Regions from separate parts of the Homo sapiens genome. Here region 2 is linked to region 1. Evidence: read pairs that join two places in POLR2A ChIA-PET (ENCODE). Cell type or tissue: CD4-positive, alpha-beta T cell. All regions are shown on one strand. Each heading gives the region's core, and the rest is flanking DNA. Links, peaks and the distances in the headings are about the cores only.

Region 1 (5,000 bases), core at 1-5,000:
CGTTACATCCCACCCAGAGCAAAACAAAACAGGAAAAGCAAAAACAGTTCACTTAAGACTCAAGATAACTCATTTTCCATTTCTCTTTTCATCATGATTTATACAATAAAACAATGGCTCTCACGGATTCTAACGTCTCAGGAAAGTACCAAAAACACAGCAAGTGAATCGGGTATAAGTAACAGGGTAATTTAGTTAACATAGCAAGTGAATCGGGTATAAGTAACAGGGTAATTTCATTGAGGGTCACCCACATGGCTATTAATGACAGGCATCGGCTTCCATTTCTTCTTCTCTGAAGAAGGGGATTCCCTACCTCTGGGCTGGGAAGGGGACAGACACTGAATAAAAACATCTGGGCACAATGAGAAAGGCATGGGCACGTCCTGAATTCCACAGAGAGCAGCAGCTAGAGCTCAACTATGGCTCCTGGAAACTGTTCCACTTAAAAGCATACAAGAGTCAGAATCTTAAGATGCTGACAATATATTTTTCATAATTTCCTCCACTTTCAGCCATCATAGTGGCCTTTAAAGGGCTCACTAGGTATCTCGGAGGAAACCTCCGGTCCGGGACCAGCGCCGGCAGCAGGCAGCTCTCACGCCCACCTGCCCTGTCCCGTCCCCAGCCGTTGCTGCATAGGGATGGGATGTAGGCTTCCTCTAATATCTGAGCTGGGAGGAGAGAGCCATATTCCACAAGCAACAAACCGGTAAAGCAACACACACTTGAAAAATTTTGTGTCGCCCTCAGAAGGCTTACCAAGAGCCAGTCAGCCCCTATTTGACAAGATGCATAATTACTGCATGGAGTTCCTGTTCATGTAAGTGATTGTAATTAGTAATATTTTTCCACAGCCAAACCAAGTATTTCAAGGGACAGCTTGAGGAAAAGATGAGAGGATACCTTGGGAAGAAATAAAATGCTCCTGGCCCCTCAGAGGCAGCGGCGACTCCCAAGCTGCTCACACTCAGAGTGCTCCTGGCTCAGCTGTGTCCAGGGGGACACACACAACCTTCCTCTCCCCTCCCAGGGCCCTCAGCCAATGACCAGCCCAGAAAGGTTTGCTGGAGAAACCGTCACCTGCCTGGACTTGCCCCAGCCTCCTTTACTTTCAGTAAAGGGAAGGAGACCATTTGGCCTTAACAATCTTGACCTCCTCAACTCTGGATCTTGTGATTCAGCTCCCAAAGTCTCAGGGACAAGGCTCCCCTGCCTCAGGGTCAAGCAAGCTCCGAACTCTTGGTCCATCCACTCTAGCTTCTAACAGCCCAGCATCTGGACCCGTGCGCAGCCTCCTTCACCCTCCAACACCCGGAACACAGGGCAGCAAAGTCCTCTCGCGATGTCCATTGCCCAGAGTGGCGAGTCAGAAGTCAGCCTCACAGACAGGATGGCCATCACCAGGCTACAGGGACAGGGAAGGAGCAGACAACTGGACAGGGAGGAGGGAGCCATCCGCCACCTCAGGAGCACCGGGAAGAGGGCCTCCCCGCATTCCCAGACCCCATCACACCCCGTGTCTCTCCCTCCCTGGCAGGGGTGGCAGGCATGCAGGTTCCAGCTGGAGTCCAAGCGACCTGGCCCAAAGGCTGATTCCACCTTTGGGCTCTGGGGTGAGATCTTTATCCTGTCATTTCTAAACAGATAATCCATTCAGTCATCAACAAATGTTTATTAAGTTCCTGCCTCATGCCAGGCACTGTTTTAGGTACTGGAAAAACAGCAGTAGATAAAGCAATCAAAAATATTCCTGAGGTGTGCAGGCAAAAATGATTGGGGGTGGAGAGTGGGTATGGCATGGAATAAATACTAGCACCCACTTTACGGGGGTGTCGTGAGGACTGAAGTGGGTCATTTTGTGTTAAGAGTGTGGCACAGGACCTGGTCCATGGTAAGGGATGGATGCACAGTAGTTCCCATTAGCTGCGGGTCATAGGCCAAGACTAAAGAAGAGCCATATCAGCCTCAGGAGGCCTTGGGAACAGAGGGGAATCACCTGATGCTGTGCAACTGGCTCTGGCCAGGCTCAGAGAAACCAGGGACCCTTTCAGCGGAAGATTCCCACCCACCACCTACCAACTAGGATGGCAAGATAGCAAGTGCCTTCAAACGCGAGCAAAGCAAGAAGCAAAAGGCCGCAGGACGAGTCCCGGTGACATATCCACAAATCACAGGCAGAGAGCCTGTTAAAGGAAGGCTGTGTAAGTGTACTCAGTCAGTGGAAAGTGGACTTGCTCCAGGAAGGCCACAGCCTCATCCTGGCCTGTGTCACCTGCCCCACGCACACGGCAGTTCCGGGGCAGGTCCTGCGCACGCGGCAGGAAGGAAGGAAACCACAGTAGGTCTCTCAGAGGAAACCACAGTAGCAGCCTCCTCTGCCAAAACAACAGAAATAGCTACTCCAGTGTCCCAGGTGTCTTCCCACACACAAATGTGCAATGCGATACTTGCTGAACGCCAGGGCCTCTGAAAGGCAGGAAGGTAATTAGCTGGGAGTGGTGGCATGTGCCTATAATCCCAGCTACCAGGAGGCTGAGGCAAGAGAATCACTGGAACCCGGGAGGCAGAGGCTGCAGTGAGCCAAGATCGCGCCACTGCACTACAGCCTGGGTGACAGAGCAAAACTCCATCTCAAAAAAAAAAAAAAAAAGGAAAAACGAAAGGCAGGAAGGTCTCTGCTGGGCAGCAGGGACTGATACAGGTCAACCAGACCCATAAGAGGTGAAAGGCCGCCCCTTGAAAGAAACCTTTTGATTTCCCCCAGTGGTTCAAACAGACTTACTGGGCAACAAGTCTTTGAATATTGACTTTCAAATGAAAATAAACACAGCAAGGCAGCTCTGCGTCAGCAGATATGCTCCCAGCGTGCTGATACCGCTAGGTGAGCAGCAGGGAGCCCAAGCCGGAAGAAAAACATGCAGCAGGGCCAGCACCGAGTTCTGCAGGTGTCCCTTACTTTTCATTAACATGAAGCTCCCAGATTCCCGCTTATGCCTCATACCTCTTAAAAACGCAGGCTCAGCAGGGCGAGGTAGCTTATGCCTGCAATTCCAGCACTTTGGGAGGCCAAGCTGGAGGATTGTTTAGGCCCAGGAGTTCAAGACCAGCTTGGACAACACAGTGAGACCTCGACTCTACTAAAAAATTACCTGGGTGTAGGCCGGGTGCGGTGGCTCACGCCTGTAATCCCAGCACTTTGGGAGGCCGAGGCGAGTGGATCACGAGGTCAGGAGATCGAGACCATCCTGGCTAACATGGTGAAAGCCCGTCTCTACGAAAAATACAAAAAATTAGCCGGGCGTGGTGGCGGGCGCCTGTAGTCCCAGCTACTCGGGAGGCTGAGGCAGGAGAATGGCATGAACCCGGGAGGCAGAGCTTGCAGTGAGCCAAGATCGTGCCACCGCGCTCCAGCCTGGGCGACAGAGCGGGACTCCGTCTCAAAAACAGCAACAAATAATTACCTGGGTGTGGTGACACATGCCTGTAGTCCTAGCTACTCGGGAGACTGAGGTGGGAGGATCGCTTGAGCCCAGGAGTTCAAGACGTCAGTGAGCTATGATCACACAGCTACATTCCAACCTGGGCAGCAGAGCAAGACCTTGACTCTAAAAATCTTAAGTAATTAATTTATATATATATATAATATTTGTATAAACTAGGCACTGTTTTAGGTGTTGGAGAAATAGCAGTAGGTAAAACAATCAAAAATATTCCTGAGGTGTGCAGGCAACAATGATTGGGGTTGGAGAGCGGGCATGGCATGGAATAAATACTAGCACCCACTTTACATGGGCGTCCTGAGGACTGAAGTGGGTCATTTTGCATAAAATGGGCGGCACAGGACCTGGCCCATAGTAAGAGATTGACACACAGTAGGTATATATACAGGCAGGCTCCATGGTGTATTTAATATTACATATTATCATTTAATAATGTTTAAAATTAAATATATAAAAATATTTTTAAAAATATATTAAAAATATATATAATAAATTTTAAAAAATTATTTTTATATTATATATTATTTTGTATACTAGATAATATATAATTGTATAATAGATAATATATAATATTCCATTATGTATTCTATTATATATTATACTAAAATATAATATACTATAGTATATAGATAGTATAATATATATTATATGATAATATATAATACTATACTATAAATACTACCATATGTATTATAGTATATATTACAGTATATTATATATTATCATTTTATAATATATATATTACGTAGTTATATATATATATATGTATATAAAAATATATATGGGCAGGCTCCATGGTGTATTCTGTGTAGCACACAGTATCCAACAGTCTTCATAAATAACCATCTCCCATTGCTAACAGCAGAAAGTAAAATACTCTAGAAAAAATGACTAGAAGCAAATATTATAGTTGCTAAAGTGTTTACTAGTTTCCAAGCATTAAATATGTATGCCATGACCACTTTTGAATGGGCTTATCATGTTTTTAACCTAGTGATAAGATCAAAAAGTATTTTCTTAGCTTATATTTATATTTTCTACTTAACAGACTTTATAAAATTGTTTCTATTAGATATGTGCTTATTTTGACTTTGGGCATTAATTTAACAACCTACAACTTTTAAAGCAGAAGGGACAATTTGGTTTCCATCTAGACTGACTATATCATCAACATGAAGTCAACTTTCTCACTTGCACTATAATATACCACATCATCCTTCCAAAAGAGCTCTGTACAGTCTTTCTTTTATTTGGGTTTGTTTGTTTGTTTTTGAAACAGGGTCTTACTCTATCACCCAGGCTGGAGTACAGTGGCAGAATCTCAGCTTACTGCAACCTCCACCTCCTGGGCTCAAGTGATCCTCCCACCTCAGCCTCCCAAGCAGCTGGGATCACAGGCATGCACCACCATGCCATACTAATTTTTTGTATTTTTGGTAGAGACGGTGTTTCACCATGTTGCTCAGGCTGGTCTCGAACTCCTGAGCTCAAGCAATC
Region 2 (6,543 bases), core at 1,544-6,543, 370 kb after region 1:
CCGTCTCAAAAAGAAGCCAGTCACAAAGGACCACATATTATATGATTCCATTTATACGCTATGTCTAGAATAGGTAAATGCATAGACAGAAAGTGGTTGCTACGGACTGGGGAAGGTGGAAATGGAGACTAACTGCTAATTGACACAGGGCTTGTGTTTGGGATGATGAAAATGTTCTAAAACTACTGACAATTATTGCTGTACAACTCTATGAATATATTAAAAAACACTGAATTATACATTCTAAATGGGTATATAGTATAGTGTGTGAATTACATCTCAATAAAACTATTATTGAGACTGGGCATGGTGGCTCATGCCTGTAATGCCAGCACTTTGGGAGGCTGAAGGAGGAGAATCACTTGAAGCCAGGAGTTCGAGGCCAGCCTAGCCAACACAGCAAGACTCCATCTCCACAAAAATTAAAATAAAAAAATTAGTCAGGGCCAGGTATGGTGGCTCATGCCTGTAATCCCAACACTTTGGCAGGCCAAGGTGGGTGGATCAACCTGAGGTCAGGAGTTCAAGACCAGCCTGGACAACATGATAAAACCTGTCTCTACTAAAAATATAAAAATAAGCTGGGTGTGGTGGTGCACACCTATAATCCCAGCTACTTGGATGGCTGAGGCATGAGAATCGCTTGAACCCAGGAGGCAGAGGTTGCAGTGAACCAAGATAGTGTCACTGCACTCCAGCCTAGGCAACAGAGCAAGATTCTTTCTCAAAAATAAATAAATAAATAAAAATAAAATTATCTCAATATAAAATATAGATACAAAAAAGAAAGCAGATTAGAAAAAATTAATAAATGGGGGATTGTTACTGATAATTTAACACAGCCTCATTTAACATACCATTCTAAATTATCAAAATATTTAACACTAAATACACAAATTTTCCATGATTTATTATTTGTCTATCCTAAGAGACAAATCACCTTTTATTTTATTTTATTTTATTTTTATTTTGAGACAGGGTCTCTTCTGTCGCCCAGGGTGAGTGCAGTGGCATGATCATGGCTCACTGTAGCTTCAACCTTCCAGGCTCAAGCAATCCTCCTACCTCAGCCTCCCGAACAGCTGGGACTACAGGCACACACCACACACCTAGCTAATATTTGTATTTTTTTGTAGAGATAGGGTTGTGCTATGCTGCCCATGCTGGTCTCGAACTCCTAGACTCAAGCAATCCTCCCATGTCAACCTCCCAAAGTTCTGGGATTACAAGAGTGAGCCACCGCACCCAGCAGATAAACCATCTTTTAAAAGGCATCAATTCAACACTTTTAAACTAAGTTAAATTTGATTATTTAGACCCTCTCCATGGTACAAGGCTGCATAATTATTCCATTCTTTTCCTTACTGATTGAATGGTAGATCTCCAGGTAATTTCCAAAATTAGAAATTAGTCAGAATTGAGTTCCTTGAAATTGATTTCCCTAATGAGTGCTAAATCTGTAGCTTAGTTTAATCTCACTGCCAAGTTCTTTCTCCCACACTTAAAGCTAATCCACTCAAAGAATACTTAGCTGTAGTGCAGTCAGCCAACAAATGGCACTATATGAAAAGGTCACACAAGAACTCACTCATAAGCCATGAAGCAAAATATCCTCAAGTCAAAAACCAAGATATACTTTCTTTAAACAAGGAATTATTTCCTTTGGCAACACTGCAGTATTGCTTATCATTTTCAGATGACAGATTTTCCAAAGCTTTATCTAAGTACTTTATAAAATATTTTATGTGTGTGTATCTTTTAGACAAGCTTTGTTTCCAAACTCCCAGAGAACTATTTCTTTTTATAAAATAGTCACTCTCTACCAACTGTATTTTCCCTTAAAACAGACACTTTAAAATATATGCAGTGTAACTTTTGTTGATTTTTCCCTACATATATAATTAATATTTTGATAGCTCCATATGGACTGCTAATTTTAAAATATGTCTCAAGGTTTTTCAATATCTTTTCTTTCCCCACTGAAAACACTGGAGCAAGAAGCTGAATCCAATCTCTCTCCCCAACTGCAAGATCCTGTTGTGGTGGTCCCCACATCTATCACCATTGGCTCCCCTGAATAAAGCCTGCCTTACCAACTTTATTTAAAAAAACAAACAAACAAAAAACCTAGAACAAAAATATTGAAACACTGAAAGGGGAAATTTTTTAAAAAGCAAACCTAAGCAAGTAGCCACCTCTTGACAACCAAAAAGAATTAAGTTAATATATTAAAGATAAAAAGTTGGTTATTGGGAGAAAGATGATTACAGAATAAGAATAAAAGGAAACAGTGACTGACCTTACTGTAAGCTTTGCCCCATAATGCAGCAGCTCAGTGACTGCTTTTGGGAAAGAAACCTGGAGAGCTCACGAGTCAGACTCACTTTACCTGACAGAGCCCTTCACAGTTAATATTCTACTACGTGAATAGACTAAGTTTAAATGGAAGAAGGAGTTATACCCCACCACACTCCTTTAAATGTCATAATTTTACCAGCCACAAATAATTAGCGAGTTTCTGTATATGTAAATGTAGCTCCTCTTGGCTCTTGTTACAATAAAAATGAGTCCCATACTAGATCTCTGATCTGATTTCACATCTATTTCCTGTCTGCTTATCATCAGTCTTTTTCTCCTGAACAGACTCTCAGATTAAAAACATCTAGAACAGGTCGCATTAAATTTCCTATACCACACAGAGGCGTATTAGTTCAACAAAGAAGAGTATAAAAGACAGTTAGTTATATAATGAACTATTTAATTCACGGAGGCTATTAAGAGCTCAATAAATAGTAACTAACTCCTGAGTGTTTTAAATGTATTGTTTCATTTAATTCACACAACAATCCATACCCCCATTTTACATTTGGAAAAGCTGAGACTCAGAGAGGTTCAGGTGATTTGCCTAAGATGAGCAGAGCCTTGAATCCAGATCTATTGGACTTTACACAACAAATGGGTAGTCACTGTATATTACTATCAACGGGCAGCAGATGTCCCAGCATAGTAAATGAGACAGCAGTTCCTTAAAGTTTATGAAATACAAATTTCTCTACTTTAAGTAACTAATTTAAAAAGCAGATATATGCATTGATAATACAACCCACTTAAACTTTTGAATAATTTCCTAAAAACAAAATTCTCATTTTTTTATACTGGTAAAGGCCCTTGAAGAGTAAACATATTACTAACTTATTACCTATACTTGAACAACATCACCATCCATAAAGATTAAATTAGAGCACTCCAAACTAGCTTTAAGTCAGTCAAAAAAATCAAACATAATTACTTGTCCAAGGAAAAAATGATTCGGTTTCTTAAAAGGTAATTTCTACCTGTTTCCTTTTCCTTCCCAAAGAATAATGCTAATCCTGAATTAGCAACAGCTCCGTCATCCACCACGTTTCTATGTATTCAAACTTCTTCTACAAAGGAGTAAATACTTTTAAATCTTCTAGTATTATCCTAGTATCCACTGTCTTTTGGCATTATAAAGAAATTAAATTCTATTTCTTAAAAAAAATCTTATTTTCTTTCAATATGTTTTATGAAAGCTGCAGAGGTGAAAGACTCCGAGCTGTAATTAAGTCACCTATGAAAATTACCACAGATAAACTATTCATTTGTTAAAAGGATATAATTTGGAGGAAGAAAGTTCCAGCTCAAGACTTGATTGGCGAGTGCAAGGTAACGCTGAAATACTGAAGACATCTGAGCATTGAGGTTTTCCCGCCTGCTGAACTCCTGCAGAACTTCAACAGTTAACATGAAGATCTGACGAAGGTCTTCTTCCTATAGTCAATAAATCACAAATATTTTATATGAAAAATTTATTCAAAATGTATCCCCTTTTAGAATCATGAAACAAAACAAACACCTTAAAATTTCCAATGGAAAACACCATTTCCTTAAGAACGTGTTCCATTTTTAGGCCTCTACTTGTAATTTACATCGCAGTATGCTTTCAAGTGACGCCAGATGGAATACTTTTACTTGAATATAAATGCTACTTCCATAGAGAAGAGAGTCTTTGACAACTACTGCGGAGCCAGAGGAGTCAGTTGCTATAGTGCAGAGCCCTAGGATTTAAGCCAATGCCTTCACATAACTTTACTCCAGAGCCAAACAATACATACAAGACAAAGAGCCCGCACCATCTGCAATAACATTTGAAATACACGGCCTTCTGGCATTCTTCCAGACCTATTTTTAAGGCCAGCAGAGTCCCTTCAATTGAATTAGTTATATCTAAACACAATAAGAAATAAATAATAAACTAAAGATCTTTATAGAAGTATTGTTTTTAAGACTAGAATTAAACAAGTAATTTTAAACCATCAACTACATTCACCAAACCTATCATTTTACTATATCCTTTGAAATCACAAAACAAATCCTGAAGTACAGGCTACCATTCAACTACATAAAATAAATATTCTCATGTCATTAGGAATAGATTGAGTAAAAAGTGAATGATCCAATAATTAAAACTCAAGAACAAAACTACCAATACCTGAAAAACTCTTTTGCAGTTACCATGGAATTCCATGCTCAATCCAATGTTGCTAGTTTTACTTGAACTTGAAAATTCACTCAATAGCGCAGTCAGAATAGAACAGGCCAGAGTTTGCTGTAATTATTTGATAAGAAATAATTGTGAGGCATTACTGTTTCAACGCTTTGTTTCAATGCATTTGTTCAAACATAATAGAACATTTTCTCCCTAACTTTAGATCTTCCACTGTATCTTTAGATCTTATAACAACTAGTCAGAAAATCAGATATGACAAAATAAATATTAGCTCTCCTTTCTAAGTGGTCTGGTCAGTGTTAATAGTACTTCCTCAAATGCAGTTATACAAATCCATCTAAGACTTGAACTCAGGACACACTGTTCCTACTCAATAGTGGAATTCAAATGATATTTAAAAATAATAAATGTTGAAGGTATTATTTTGTTTAATTCGCAGAACAACCTATATCCTCATTTTACATTTGAGAGAAGTGACCTGGAGTACTTATCTAAGGCCAGCTGAGATTTCAACCCATGTTTGACCCCGTTCTGTTTGTAAAATGCATTCCCAAATAGATGAAAAGTGAAACAGATTTTATAGTGTCCAAAATATTATAGCCAGGTAATACCCAAAAGTTTTTTAAATAGAAAAATGAAGATTTTTCTTCTCATTGGTTCTATCCAACAGGCTCCTAATATCAACTCATTGATTTTATTCCCAGACTAAAACAGTCAAGGTACAAAGGATGGAAAGAGGATACAAATTATTTTGGCAACTTTCCAGGAGTTAAACAGAAATATGCACACTACCTCTGAACAACCGAAAGATTAAAGTCAAGATGATACTATTTATGCAAGCTTATCCAACAGCTGAACACTGTCATACCCACCCACCAACTGCAACATCTCTGTTCAGAAATGCTTCTGATGTCAGTACCTTGACCTTACAGATACTTATCTTGGCAAATCTTAGCAAATAACTTAATGATATTAAATTCCTAAAAACTGGCAGGAAATATCTGTTGAAGGTGAGAGGTGACTGATGGTTCCATGAGTGACTAATAGACTATCTGTCCATTTTGTATATGTCTGAAATTTTTCTTTAAAAAATGTAAACATAGGCCGGACACAGTGGCTCATGCCTGTAATCCCAACACTTTGGGAGGCCGAGGCAGGCAATCACCTGAGGTCAGGAGTTCGAGACCAGCCTGGCCAACATGGTGAAACCCTGTCTCTACTAAAAATACAAAAAAATCAGCTAGGCATGATGGCAGGCACCTGTAGTCTCAGCTACTTGGGACACCAAGGCAGGAGAACGCTTGAACCTGGGAGCCGAAGGCTGCAATGAGCCGAGATCGCGCCACTACACTCCAGCCTGGGCAACAGAGTAAGACTAAGTCTCAAAGAAAAAAGAGTAAACATAAAGTTAAATTCCTATTTGCCTCTTAATCTCAACTAAAACAAGCGTGACTATATAGCTAATATTTATGAAAGGCACAAAACCCCATATGTTAAAGAAGTTTCTCAGACTTTTCCACACCTGGAAGTAAATGCAAATTCTCTAGCGAATCTAGGGGTATGATCAAAGATGCCTTCTGCAACAATAAAAGTTCTCTGAATGTTACTGGTTTGGCATAAACACACACATTTTGTAATTTTACTTCAAAATATACATGACTTAATATAAAAATGTCCCTTCCTCCCAAAATCTTCAAGAAACCCATTTAACTGCCTTTGTATGGCCCCAGGCACTTGGAGACAAAGAAGCCAGGCACTAAGGCCTCTCACAGAAAAAAACAGTTGATCACATATTTCTGTCATTTTACTGTTTAAAGCGATCTCAAAATTCAGGAAGTACAATCCCTTCATTTTTTTAGTTAACAAAATTGTTAATTTTCAAAAATTTTCTTTTAAAATGATTAATGATTATAGTGCCAGCAATTAACATTAGACAGATACATTTAAATAACATGAGGATCAACTATAAACATGATTTTTAAACACAGCTAGGCTTTGGTGGGGAAAGTAGA

The links. ChIA-PET counts read pairs that join two places held together with the same protein. Peaks named below come from ENCODE experiments on the same cell type or tissue, not always from the same donor. Only the 100,000 strongest peaks of a DNase experiment are listed, where the experiment ranks them.
Region 2: POLR2A ChIA-PET joins it to region 1 with 13 read pairs; 2 of 35 experiments call an interaction of 5 or more read pairs at or near these places.

Annotation. Positions count from the first base shown.
Region 1 is chr13:20,473,719-20,478,718 of GRCh38, forward strand. All of the region lies in intron 3 of CRYL1 (crystallin lambda 1), which reads right to left. Among named protein-coding and RNA genes, the nearest start is that of MIR4499, 42 kb to the left of the region's middle. RefSeq lists enhancers at 2,388-2,587, 2,658-2,707. In CD4-positive, alpha-beta T cell, for the core only: no CTCF peak of the experiment used is centred there; DNase peaks (open chromatin) are centred at 2,313 and 2,873; H3K4me3 peaks cover 1,235 bases; H3K27ac peaks cover 1,523 bases.
Region 2 is chr13:20,839,257-20,845,799 of GRCh38, forward strand. XPO4 (exportin 4) reads right to left here. Exons shown (of 23, transcript NM_022459.5): 5 at 4,514-4,630; 6 at 3,639-3,792. Among named protein-coding and RNA genes, the nearest start is that of XPO4, 60 kb to the right of the region's middle. In CD4-positive, alpha-beta T cell, for the core only: no CTCF peak of the experiment used is centred there; no DNase peak of the experiment used is centred there.